3 separate regions of the Homo sapiens genome follow, and regions 1 and 2 are each linked to region 3. Evidence: chromatin contacts called from ENCODE Hi-C or POLR2A ChIA-PET data. All regions are on one chromosome and are shown on one strand. Each heading gives the region's core, a stretch centred on a gene start or an enhancer-like site at or near the end of the contact. The rest is flanking DNA. Distances are from core to core; before and after follow the strand shown.

Region 1 (3,693 bases), core at 181-2,680, 160 kb after region 3:
ACTTCGGGAGGCTGAGGCAGGAGAATTGTTTGAGCTCAGGAGTTTGAGACAAGCCTGAGCAACATAGTGAGACCCTCATCTCTATTTAAAAACAAAAGTAGCAGACAGGACAATCTGACTCCAAATCCACACCTATGAAGTGCTAATGATTCCTACAGCACAGGATTCCTGAGTAGCAAGTGAGAACCACGTTAGAGGAGCTGGCACCTGGGTGGGCTCATGACCATCAGTTCCCTCTACTTCCACTTGCTTTCCCCCTGATTTATTCCTGATGGGAGAGGGGGGTTCTTACCGGGTTAAACATCACTCTGGGTCACGTGTTCCGAATACAGATTTAAATGCAATTGCAAATGCCAATGGCCTTCTCCACCTTGACCCCTATTCTTACTCAGTGTAAATTAATGTTGAATTTTCTCATTCCGAAATTGTGTTGCCTTCTAAATTACTCCAGTCTGTTCATGTCTTTGTCATGGATTTTCTCTAATTGCAGATGTACCCATGTCTAACCTATTTTTTCCCTCCTCTTGCCTCTGTCCTCTATGGCATTCCCCACCTCAGTGTCATCCATAAATTTTGTGACACTTGCTCCTAGGTCATCAGTCAGAGTATTGATTCAGATCAATGTGATGGTGATTGTTAGGACACTCTTTGAAACACCTTCCCATGGCTGGGCTTAATGCCCCCTTAGTTTGTGATTTCTGATCATTTTCAGCTTTCTTTGGACTAACAGTGAATATAAAATCCCAAGACACTGCGCATTCAGCTCAATCCACCCCCTACCCCATCCCTTTGTATTCTTAATTACAACAACAGTATTACAATCTTTAAGATAATCTCATGAATTTGTCTGTGATCATTTAAATGCAAACTGTCCTTTGTTTATTTATCCCTGGTTTTCTGGAAACTCAATTTTACTTTCCTAATAGTTATTCCCAATTTTTCAAGCTGACAATTGCATATCTCATACACTAATTTTTCACTACCCTTTCCTTCTGTTTTCTCTCTGCATCACTATCACATGTTGTTGGCCTTGTTCCAGTCTTCTGACATCCCCCTGAGTGCAAGGTAATTTTTCAGAAATAATTATTCATTTTTACTGCACCATTGTTCAGTAAGCATATTAGTCAAATTCTATTCCCCAGGGCCATGTGTCATCTGGAGCAGCTGATTTATGCATGCTCATGTTTGCCAAATATTCCTTCACCTATTTTTTGTCCAAGCTTATCTGTGAGGGGTTTATATAATTCTCCAAATTTCACTTATTACAAAGCTATCTGAAAGTAGTTTAGCACTGCAGGGTTTAAACATTTTTATTTTAGTGTTTGCCTCTTTTACTTGTAAATCTGTGTTCCTTCAAGCTTCTTGGCCTACTTTTTTTTAATGACTCAGACTGAGCTTACAAATTTTTAAGTGATTGCTAAGTATTAAGTCGTTCTGTTTTGGCTCATGTGTATTTTTTTCTGCTGAGCTTAATTGAAACAGTCCGTTTTCTTGGCCTTATATTGTTCTTGTCTCAAGTCAGAACTATTCAGTGATCCTAAGAATTTGACACACAACTGAATAGATCCCTGCTTTTTCCATTTGATATAAATGGTTAGAATCTACACTAAAAGAATCATGAACTCTAAGTCTCTTTTAGAAAAAAAATATATATGAAATGTGCTGATTAGATCAGTCTTAGAAACTACCAAGTGTGTCATCTTCCAAAAGCATGGAACTTTCCACTATGTGAATAGTTTGGCACTAATTGTTCACACTTTTCCTTAGAGAAATAATTTTTTTCAGCCCAACCTCTTTTTTTTGACATGATCTTGCCAAGTCAGTGTAGTTTTAGAGAGCCATTTGCTGAAGTTGATTCAGTTGCTAATGGTATCCTAACTTGGTTGTTACCTCCACCCACTCACTAGAGAATCCTGAAATCACAGAACGCATTCCTGCCATTTCTTTCTTTCTTTTCTTTTCTTTCTTTTTTTTTTTTCTTTTTTTTTTGAGTTAGAGTCTCGCTCTGTCACCCAGGCTGGAGTGCAGTGGCGTGGTCTCGGCTCACTGCAAGCTCTGCCGCCCAGGTTCAAGGGATTCTCCTGCCTCAGCCTCCCAGGTAGCTGGGATTACAGGCAAGCACCAACATACCCAACTAATTTTTGTATTTTTAGAAGAGACAGGGTTTCACCATGTTGGCCAGGCTAGTCTTGAGCTCCTGACCTCAAGTGATCCGCCCGTCTCAGCCTCCCAAAGTGCTGGGATTACAGGCGTCAGCCACCATTCCCAGCTCTCCTGCCATTTATTTTTAGAATCAAATACAGTGCCCTTATTTTACTAAAGACAAATGTTTGACCCCAATAAGTGAGGATACTTAAATCAGCACTGTGTCGATGTCTACACAGTCTGTAGCTCTGTTTATAATAATAACAGGGGGGTTTTTTTGTTTTTTGTTTTTTGTTTTTTGAGACAGAGCTTTGCTTGTTGCCCAGGCTGGAGTGCAGTGGCGCAATCTCGGCTCGCTGCAACCTCCCCCTCCTGGGTTCAAGCAATTCTTCTGTCTCAGCCTCCCGAGTAGCTGGGATTACAGGCACCCACCACCATGCCCAGCTAATTTTTTGTATTTTCAGTAGAGACGGGGTTTCACCATGTCAGCCAGGCTAATAACACTTATTTTTAACAAGCTTTCTTACAAGGTGGCATGGCACCTTGAGGTTGAGTTGGAGCACACTCAAGTAAAGCCTCACTATCTTTTCTGGGGAGGCGGGGACAGGGTCTCACTCTCACTCAGGCTGGAGTGCAGTGGCGGAGTCATGACTTACTGCAGCCTCAACCACTCGGGCTCAAGCCATCCTCTCTCCTAAGCCCCCCGAGTGGCTGGGACTACAGGTGCACGCCCCCATGCCTGGCTAATTTTTGTATTTTTTTTTAGAGACAGGGTTTTGCCATGTTGTCTAGACTGGTCTCAAACTCCTGAGCTCAAGCAATCTGCCAGCCTCAGACTCTCAAAGTGCTGGGATTACAGATGTGAGCCACCATGTTGTCATTTGGAGTTGTTAGCAAGAATGGGGTAGTTGCTATGCCATCTTATTTTATTCAGATAGCACTAGATTTGGTATTGATTAGTAGCCCGAGCAAAAACAACTGGAGCAACTGAAAATACTGAAAATACTGAATTTCCAGTTCTAACCACATGGCCAAGTCAACCTTTGCCATGGATGCCCCATGCAAGGACAGTAGAAATCCTAATTGCAGCTGGTTACAGAGAAGGAACAGCCTCACTGGGGTTGACTCCCTCAGCAGATTACAAGAAACCATTGTCCCTGTCCTCCAAAAGCTGACTTTGAAAATATGAAGCGAGCAATATCTTTGATAGTGTGGGTTTTGGGTAACAGCAGTCCTGGTATTTAGAGACTTGTGTATACATACATGTTAAGGAGATCATTTTAAGATCAGAGCAGGCATTAAACAAGTTAGAACAAAAACATTTTCTGCAACTGAATATTCATATGAATCATGTGCTCACATTATACTAGAGAAATTTCAAAGCTCAAATCTTTTCAAAGTCCTACAATTCTTACACAAACAGTCATTTAAAGGAGAAACTAAAAAAATTAGCTGGGCATGGTGGCACATGCCTGTAGTCCCAGCTACTGGGAAGGCTGAGGTGGGAGGATTGCTTGAGCCCCAGGAGGTTGAGGCTGCAGTGAGCAG
Region 2 (3,705 bases), core at 1,030-3,529, 200 kb after region 3:
ACCAAAAGACTCACTTTCTTATAGCAGTCTGGAACCAAACCCACAATATCTCAGAGGTATGCCTGTACTATGAAGAATGAAGTATAAATTAATGACCATAGCAGCCATAGGGGACAGTGTAATCCATGTGACTTGGATGGATGTTGGGATGCTGACTGTGTGTTGGAAAATGCATTCAAGTAGCTTAGCTCAATGCCAGCATATAGTAAACTCTCAGTTAATAATTATTATTATATCCTTTAGTCCTTGAGTGAGGACATAATATTGAACAAATCATTTTCTTTCCAGACCAATACAGAAGATGAGGTGAAGGTCAGATCATAGTGTGTCCTGATTATTATTTAGGAGTCTGTACTTGATTTGGGGGTAGTGAACACACCTGGGAGCTCTTGTATAGAGTTGTTGCAGGATTGGAGCCGTGTTTCCAGAAGACAGAGATAGCAGCCATGTTCAATGAGTAGGCGGGCTGGAGTGGGAGAGATTGGATTTCCTCAGACACACTAGGAAGCTGTAATTCCAGAATGGAGTGAGGTGTTAAGACTCAGCTAGCCTGGTATCAATGTCGTCACAGCATTTGTGAGGCAACAATGCTTTCAAAATGGCCAGAGGGCCTCATTGCTTCAGCAACCTACAGTTAGCTTCCTGGCATGGTTTATCCATCCTTTTAATGTCAGTAAAGGGACTGGCGCCACTGTTTATCAACTGTGTGACCCTGGCTGGGTTGCTTAATGCTCTAAGCTTCAGCATTTCTTCATCTGAAAAGACAGAGATGGGTCTGGGCATGGTGGCTTACACCGGTAATCCTAGCACTTGGAGGCCAAAGTGAGAGGATCTCTTGAGCCCAGGAGTTTGAGACCAGCCTGGGGAACATGGTGAGACTTTGTCTCTACAAAAAATGAAATTAGTGGGACATGGTGGCACACACCTGTACTCCCAGCTTCTTGGTCTGAGATGGGAGGATTGCCTGAGCCCATGAGGTCAAGGCTGCTTTGAGCCAAGATTGTACCACTATACTCCAGCCTGGGTGACAGAGTGAGATCCTGTCCCCCCACCCCCAAAAAAAAAAAAAAAAAAGATTATTATCATCTATTTCATAGGGTTATTGTGAAGACTAAACAAAAAAATGCATTCAAATACCTTAACTCAATGTCAGCATATAACAAACTCTCAGCTAATAAGATTATATCCTTTAGTCCTTGAGTAAGGACATAATATTGAGCAAATTTTTTACTTTCCAGACCAACACAAGTTTGGCAGTTTAAAAATTCCTTTATCTCTTTAAGGTCACTAGGATCTCATTGGTGTTGCTCTAACATCATTTACAAGTGTGAATGGTATGTCCTTTCAAGCTATCAAATCAAACATTCTCTAGCGGTTTAGGTTTGGCAGTGTGGTTTTTGTAAATCTGTTGGAAAAGATGGTAACAAGGGAAGGGGAATGAGGGAGGGAAAATTGGCTTTTGTGATTATTTCCAAATCTTTCTTTGCTCAGAATGAATTTTTTTCCATTCCCTTGTTATACCAGACATGTTCTAGCAATTGCCTGTGGTATAGCCTACTTAATATAACCAAAGTAGTTTAAACATTAATTGAACTCAATCACCCGAGTACTGTTAGTACCAGGAGCTGACTGCTGAAGCCAGCTTACCCCTGCCTTATGCAGTCACTTCAGTTCAATCAGTATAGAGATTAAGGACCCACATTTACAACATCTCGGGTTTCCTCTGCCCACTAAGTTACTTTGCCCTAACATACTTAGAAATAATTTTAATTCTTTATTGTTCTTAGAGAGTTGAGTACTTATTAATTCATTAGGGAAAATGGACTAAGGTCACGGGTTTTGAAAATGCTCACAAGGAACTAGAAGCAGGCCTGCCATGTGAGATCTTTCCAGATGCCATAACGAAAGGAGACTCTTAAGGTGAGGCAGCTGTCAGCACCTACGGAAGACAGAAGCATCTCAGCCCTTTACATTCAAACTTGAGCCTCTAGCTGCTTGGAGGAGCCCCTTTTTCCACCAAGCTAGGTGTGGCTTGTTCCCATCACTTGTTGGTGTCCCCTCTGAACACTTCTATTCAAACTGAAGTGAAAAAAAAAACAATGCCAGTCGGTGCTGCTGGCTCATAGGTCCATAGAGCAAGTCCCTCATGGGCTCTGGCCTGGCTGTGAACCCCTGGCTCCAGGGATACCTGACAGAGAGTACCGGTCACAAGAACTCTGGGTTCTGACCTGGCTCTCAGGACCACCTAACTTTGGGATGTCCAGTCAGTTACTTCACTCCCCTTCTCTCAGCCTTAAACCTCCTCACTTGTAGTGTTTGACTATCACTGTCAAGCAGCAGGACAATTAGAGCAGCTGTTTTCTGTGTGGTCACAATGGGATGAAAGATGAGAAGAGAGCTAGGAGAGATTTCTTGGGGAAAGCAGATTCATCAGTTTAAAAATACAGTTTGAAAACACCAGCCTAGATGATCTTTGAATCTCCTTGCTCTGAACTCAGTGATTTCAGGCAAACCAGGGATGAACTGCTCAAGGCCACCAACTAGGCCTTGGCCTCTTCTTGATCATGAATCAGGCCTCTTCCATTTGTTAACAACAATGTCTGGTAGAAAGAACTGATGTTCCCCCAAGCCTGAAAAGCAGAGTCTTTAAGGAAGAAATTTTCAAAATTATCTGAGAGGGCAAAGTGGCAAATTGGTTCTGTTTTTTACCTCTCAATAAGCAAGCGATAAAACTGCAATTCATTCCATTAAAAATGATTCATTCACTTCTATTAATTCAGTAAACTTCAGCTGAAGGCCTCTGCATGCAGAGATATATGCAGAGAACCATGGAACAGCGAGAGTTTATGCCCTCAGGTTTTATGGGCATGATATGAGGTATATAAGAAATGAGTATAAGCTGGGAGAGGTGACTCACACCTGTAATCCCAGCACTTTGGGAGGCCGAGGTGGGTGGATCACCTGGGCTCAGGATTTCAAGACCAGCCTGGACAACATGACAAAACTCCGTCTCCACAAAAAATGTAAAAATTTGCCAGGAATGGTGGCATGTGCCTGTAGTCTTAGCTACTTGGGAGGCTGAGGTGGGAAGATCACTTGAGCTCAGGAGGCGGAGGTTGTAGTGAGACACTGCATTCCAGCCTGGGCAACAGAGTAAGACCCTGTCTCAAAAAACAGAAACAAAAACAAAAAGGTAAAAATAACAATAATGGGTTGAGTGCCATGAGAAATAGCTAGAAAGCTTTATAGGAAGTGGGCTGTTTAGAGCAAGGGAAGGAGGAATCAGGGTAGAGTTTAATTGGAAGGGCCTTGAAGGAAAAATTGGGTTTAAGCTCAGGATGAAAAACATTCCAAGCAGAGAAACTTACATTGACACAGAGGCAGGAAAATGGAAAACATGTATGAGGAAAAATGAATAGTTTAGTTTGGCTGACACTGAAGTTTGGCAAGAAGAGTAGTTGGAAAGGTCCATTGGGTGGGTGTCTTAAATAAACACTCTTTGTCCATTTCAGTCTTTCCAAGGTTGTACCACCTGATTCCAGATGGTGAAATTACCAGCATCAAGATCAATCGAGTAGATCCCAGTGAAAGCCTCTCTATTAGGCTGGTGGGAGGTAGCGAAACCCCACTGGTCCATATCATTATCCAACACATTTATCGTGATGGGGTGATCGCCAGAGACGGCCGGCTACTGCCAGGAGACAT
Region 3 (3,509 bases), core at 565-3,064:
TATCGGGTACTATGCTCACTACATAAGTGACAGGATCCATACTCCAAACCTCAGCCTCATGCAATATTCCCACATAACGAACCTGCACATATACCTCTGGTATCTCAAATAAAAGTTGAAATTAAAAAAAAATTAAATTAAAGAAGAACTTCTAGTTCCAGGATGGCCATCTGGTTTGAGGATCTTCAGCCCAGAGAAACACAAAGCCCTCTCACAACCGAAGTACAACTGTTGATACAGTAGGAGCTAGATATTCACATAGTATACATCATACGTTTTTGTTTTTTTGGTCTGGTATAGACTCAAATAGCAACTTGCCCAGAAAACATAGTCCTTAAATACTGATTGGATAATTAATTGATCAGTGATATGTTTAATGACATTGACCATGGATACAATAGCATGGCCTTTGAATAGAAGAAAGACCATGGAAAGGAGGAGTTGTGAGTCCTGCCCTCTTTTTCCCCGGACATGCAATGCAGTGGTTGAGACACTGAATACAAGTCTGACTGTTCCACCTCTGTCACATCTTGTACAAGTTCTATAATTTTTCCAAACTGCAGTTTGTCCTTCTGTCAGCTGGAGATAATTATTGTACCAATCTCATAAGACTGTTCAATATGAAATAAAATAAAACACATAAAATGCTTAGCCTTGTATCAGGCACATAGTAAGTATTTGACATAAATATGTTTTTATTGCTGGTGTTGTTTTTGGTTTTATTTTATGAGTTAAGATCCTGGAGAAGTGCAGGAGGTCAAAGGGAAAAGATGATAATAGCTTCCAGGGACCCATGTTGAGTGGCAAGGCCCAGAGTGACCCCGTGCTGTGGCACGGATCTGTGATTCTCCAGATGTTCACGAAGGAATGGTTTTCTGCAGAATGAAGGAGCTGAAGTGCAAATGGGGTCAGGGAATTTTATAGGAGCTTGGAGGAAGAGTCAAGAGTAGAGTGTTCAGTCGTTACATCAAGTGAAAATAGAGACGCTGACGAAGAACTCGTGCCCTTACCTGGAGAGCTTGCCCTTAGGAAAGAGAGAGAAAGAGACAGAGAGAGAGAGAGACGCAGACACACACAGAAAGAGACACAGACACAGAGAGAAAGCACAGTCCCTCTTGTGCTGGCTGCTGACCAAACCCCACTGTGCCTCAGCCCAGCTTCCTGCCTCCCTGGGGAGGGGAAACGTGTCCCTTGGCCAGTAGCCATCAAAGGTCTTACAGGGATGCTTTGTGTCTGACCTGCCAGGGAAGGCAAACGAGCCCCACTTTTTGTTCCCCAGGGAACTGGCCTCTTAGGGACACTGGCGAGAGTTGTCTGCACATGTGGTCAATGGAGGGAAGCAGCTAGCACACAAGGGGACCAAAAGGGATGGCGGCGAAACTGCACAGTGGTAGGGGGAAGCCCGCGGGCTATTTTAGGCCAGGCTCAGAACTGGAGTCAATGGAGGTTTTGTTTATGTAACATCTGCAGAGGGCCCTTCAAAGCAAATAACCCTGGGTCTCCAGGCCAGGGCTGCAGCGAGCAGGGGTGGGGCCGCGAGCTTCCTGTTGTTCTTGGCACGGCTGCCCAGCTGTCTGCGTGGCTCCTCTCAGAGCCATTTGCCGCCTCACTGCTTGCTCCCTACGATCATCTTCACAGCTCTTTTCCTAGGGGCGGGTAAACAAAGTACAAGAAGCAGTGCAGGCAGAGCCGTTCCTCGGAGAGGTGACTCGAGCACTGTGCCCCAGAAAGTTGCCCTCCTGACCCCAGGGCTCCCCGGCCGCCCTGCAGCCTCAGGAGACCCCAGGGCGTCCTTTCTGCACATCCCCTTAGCTGAGCGGCTTTGCTGTCAGTTTCAGTATGGTAGGGAAAGGGGCCTGGCTCTCAGGTCTGCCCCATACAGGTCTGAACCCAGAGCTGCATTTGGCAGTTGCTTACTCTTGTGCTAAGTGCTCAATCCCCATTATTTATTACAGGCAGAAACATACATATATACGAGATAAATAATGTATGTTAATTTCCTTTCTACCAGGCCTGTTTGAAGGCATGAACACTATATTGTTATCTTTTTGAAACACAGATTCCATTGGGAAAGATGGGGATAAGACGGCCTTTTTCAAGTTTAGGAAAATTTATATGCACAAGAATGTAGAAATCTGAAACTGACAGTTTGATAAACTTGTTCACCTATGTATCCACCCACGTAACTACTACCCTGATCAAGATACAGAATATATCCATCGCCCTTATGTGAAAAGCTCCTTTGTGTCTCTTTCTGGTTAATAACCTGCTTACCCCTACTTATATTAGTCTGCCAGGGTGCCAGAACAAAATACCAAAGGCTAAGCGATTTCAATAACAAAAATCGGTTTCTCACAGTTTTGGAAGCTGGATGTCCAAGATCAGGGGACTAGAATGGCTGGTAAGGGCCCTCTTCCTGGCTTGCAGATGGCTGCTTTCTCAGTGTATGCTCACATGGCCACTACTTTGTGCACCTGGAGCAAGCGCTCTGGTGTCTATTCTTAAAAGGACATAAATTCTATCAGATCAGGGCCCTAACCTTATGACCTCATTTAACCTTAATTACTTCCAGAAAGGACTCATCTCCAAATATATTCACATTGGGGCTCAAGGCCTCAGCATACGAATATGGAGGGGACATGATTCGGTCCATAGCACTACCACGGTGCCTTCCTCCCCCAGTGATATGGTTTGGCTGTGTCCCCATCCAAATCTCAACTTGAATTGTATCTCCCAGAATTCCCATGTGTCACGGGAGGGACCCAGGGGGAGGTAATTGAATCATGGGGGCTGGTCTTTCCCATGCTAGTCTCGTAATAGTGAGTAAGTCACATGAGATCTGATGGGTTTTTCAGGGGTTTCCGCCTTTGCTTCTTCCTCATTTTTCTCTTGCCACTGCCATGTGAGAAGTGCCTTTTGCCTCCCGCCATGTTTCTGAGGCCTCCCCAGCCATGTGGAACTGTAAGTCCAATTAAACCTCTTTTCCTTCCCAGTGTCAGGTATGTCTTTATCAGCAGCGTGAAAACAGACTAATACAGTCAGTTGGTATCAGTACAGTGGGGCGTTGCTGAAAAGATAGCTGAAAATGTGGAAGCGACTTTGGAACTGGGTAACAGGCAGAGTTTGGAACAGTTTGGAGGCCTCAGAAGAAGACAGGAAAACGTGGGAAAGTTTGGAACTTCCTAGAGACCTGTTGAATGGCTTTGACAAAAATGCTAATAGTGATATGAACAATAAGGTCCAGGCTGAGGTGGTCTCAGATGGAGATGGGGAACTTGTTGGGAACTGGAGCAAAGGCGACTTTTGCTATGTTTTAGCAAAAAGACTGGCGGCATTTTGCCCCTGCCCTAGAGATGTGTGGAACTTTGAGCTTGGGAGAGATGATTTAGGGTGTCTGGTAGAAGAAACTTCTAAGCAGCAAAGCATTCAAGAGGTGACTTGGGTGCTGTTAAAAGCATTCCATTTTAAAAGGAAAACAGAGCGTAAAAGTTCAGAACGTTTGCAGCCTG

Evidence for each region. Hi-C counts contacts between places; a loop is a spot of excess contacts on that map. ChIA-PET counts read pairs that join two places held with the same protein, here RNA polymerase II (POLR2A). Pooled maps may share reads with other maps.
Region 1: a loop to region 3 is called in a map of PC-3, with 2.2 times the contacts of the local background. The contact joins two enhancer-like sites. A Hi-C loop is called at or near these places in 7 of 168 maps with a recorded cell type or tissue (PC-3, Right ventricle myocardium inferior, chondrocyte and 2 more) and 8 of 50 pooled maps.
Region 2: a map of ovary shows a loop between it and region 3 (2.2-fold over the local background). The contact joins the promoter of LNX1-AS1 here to the enhancer-like site in region 3. A Hi-C loop is called at or near these places in 19 of 168 maps with a recorded cell type or tissue (GM12878, HepG2, MCF 10A and 10 more), 5 of 37 single-sample maps with no recorded cell type and 17 of 50 pooled maps. POLR2A ChIA-PET finds 5 or more read pairs at or near these places in 1 of 52 experiments (BJ).

What each region holds. Positions count from the first base shown.
Region 1 is chr4:53,539,433-53,543,125 of GRCh38, reverse strand. All of the region lies in intron 2 of LNX1 (ligand of numb-protein X 1), which reads left to right. Among named protein-coding and RNA genes, the nearest start is that of LNX1-AS1, 41 kb to the right of the region's middle. Within about 2 kb of position 1,430, at least 7 of the 41 ENCODE cell types and tissues checked have a DNase peak (open chromatin) inside an H3K27ac peak, as active enhancers do; they include PC-3, where a contact is called at or near this core.
Region 2 is chr4:53,498,651-53,502,355 of GRCh38, reverse strand. It overlaps LNX1-AS1 (LNX1 antisense RNA 1), which reads right to left and starts at 2,279. Exons shown (of 4, transcript NR_046622.1): 1 at 2,229-2,279; 2 at 1,854-1,939; 3 at 380-508. It overlaps LNX1 (ligand of numb-protein X 1), which reads left to right. Exons shown (of 11, transcript NM_001126328.3): 5 at 3,513-3,705.
Region 3 is chr4:53,700,821-53,704,329 of GRCh38, reverse strand. The region is part of intron 1 of LOC100506444 (a long non-coding RNA gene); the gene reads right to left. Among named protein-coding and RNA genes, the nearest start is that of LNX1-AS2, 110 kb to the right of the region's middle. RefSeq lists an enhancer at 1,660-1,779. Within about 2 kb of position 1,814, at least 31 of the 41 ENCODE cell types and tissues checked have a DNase peak (open chromatin) inside an H3K27ac peak, as active enhancers do; they include GM12878, PC-3, ascending aorta and 4 more, where a contact is called at or near this core.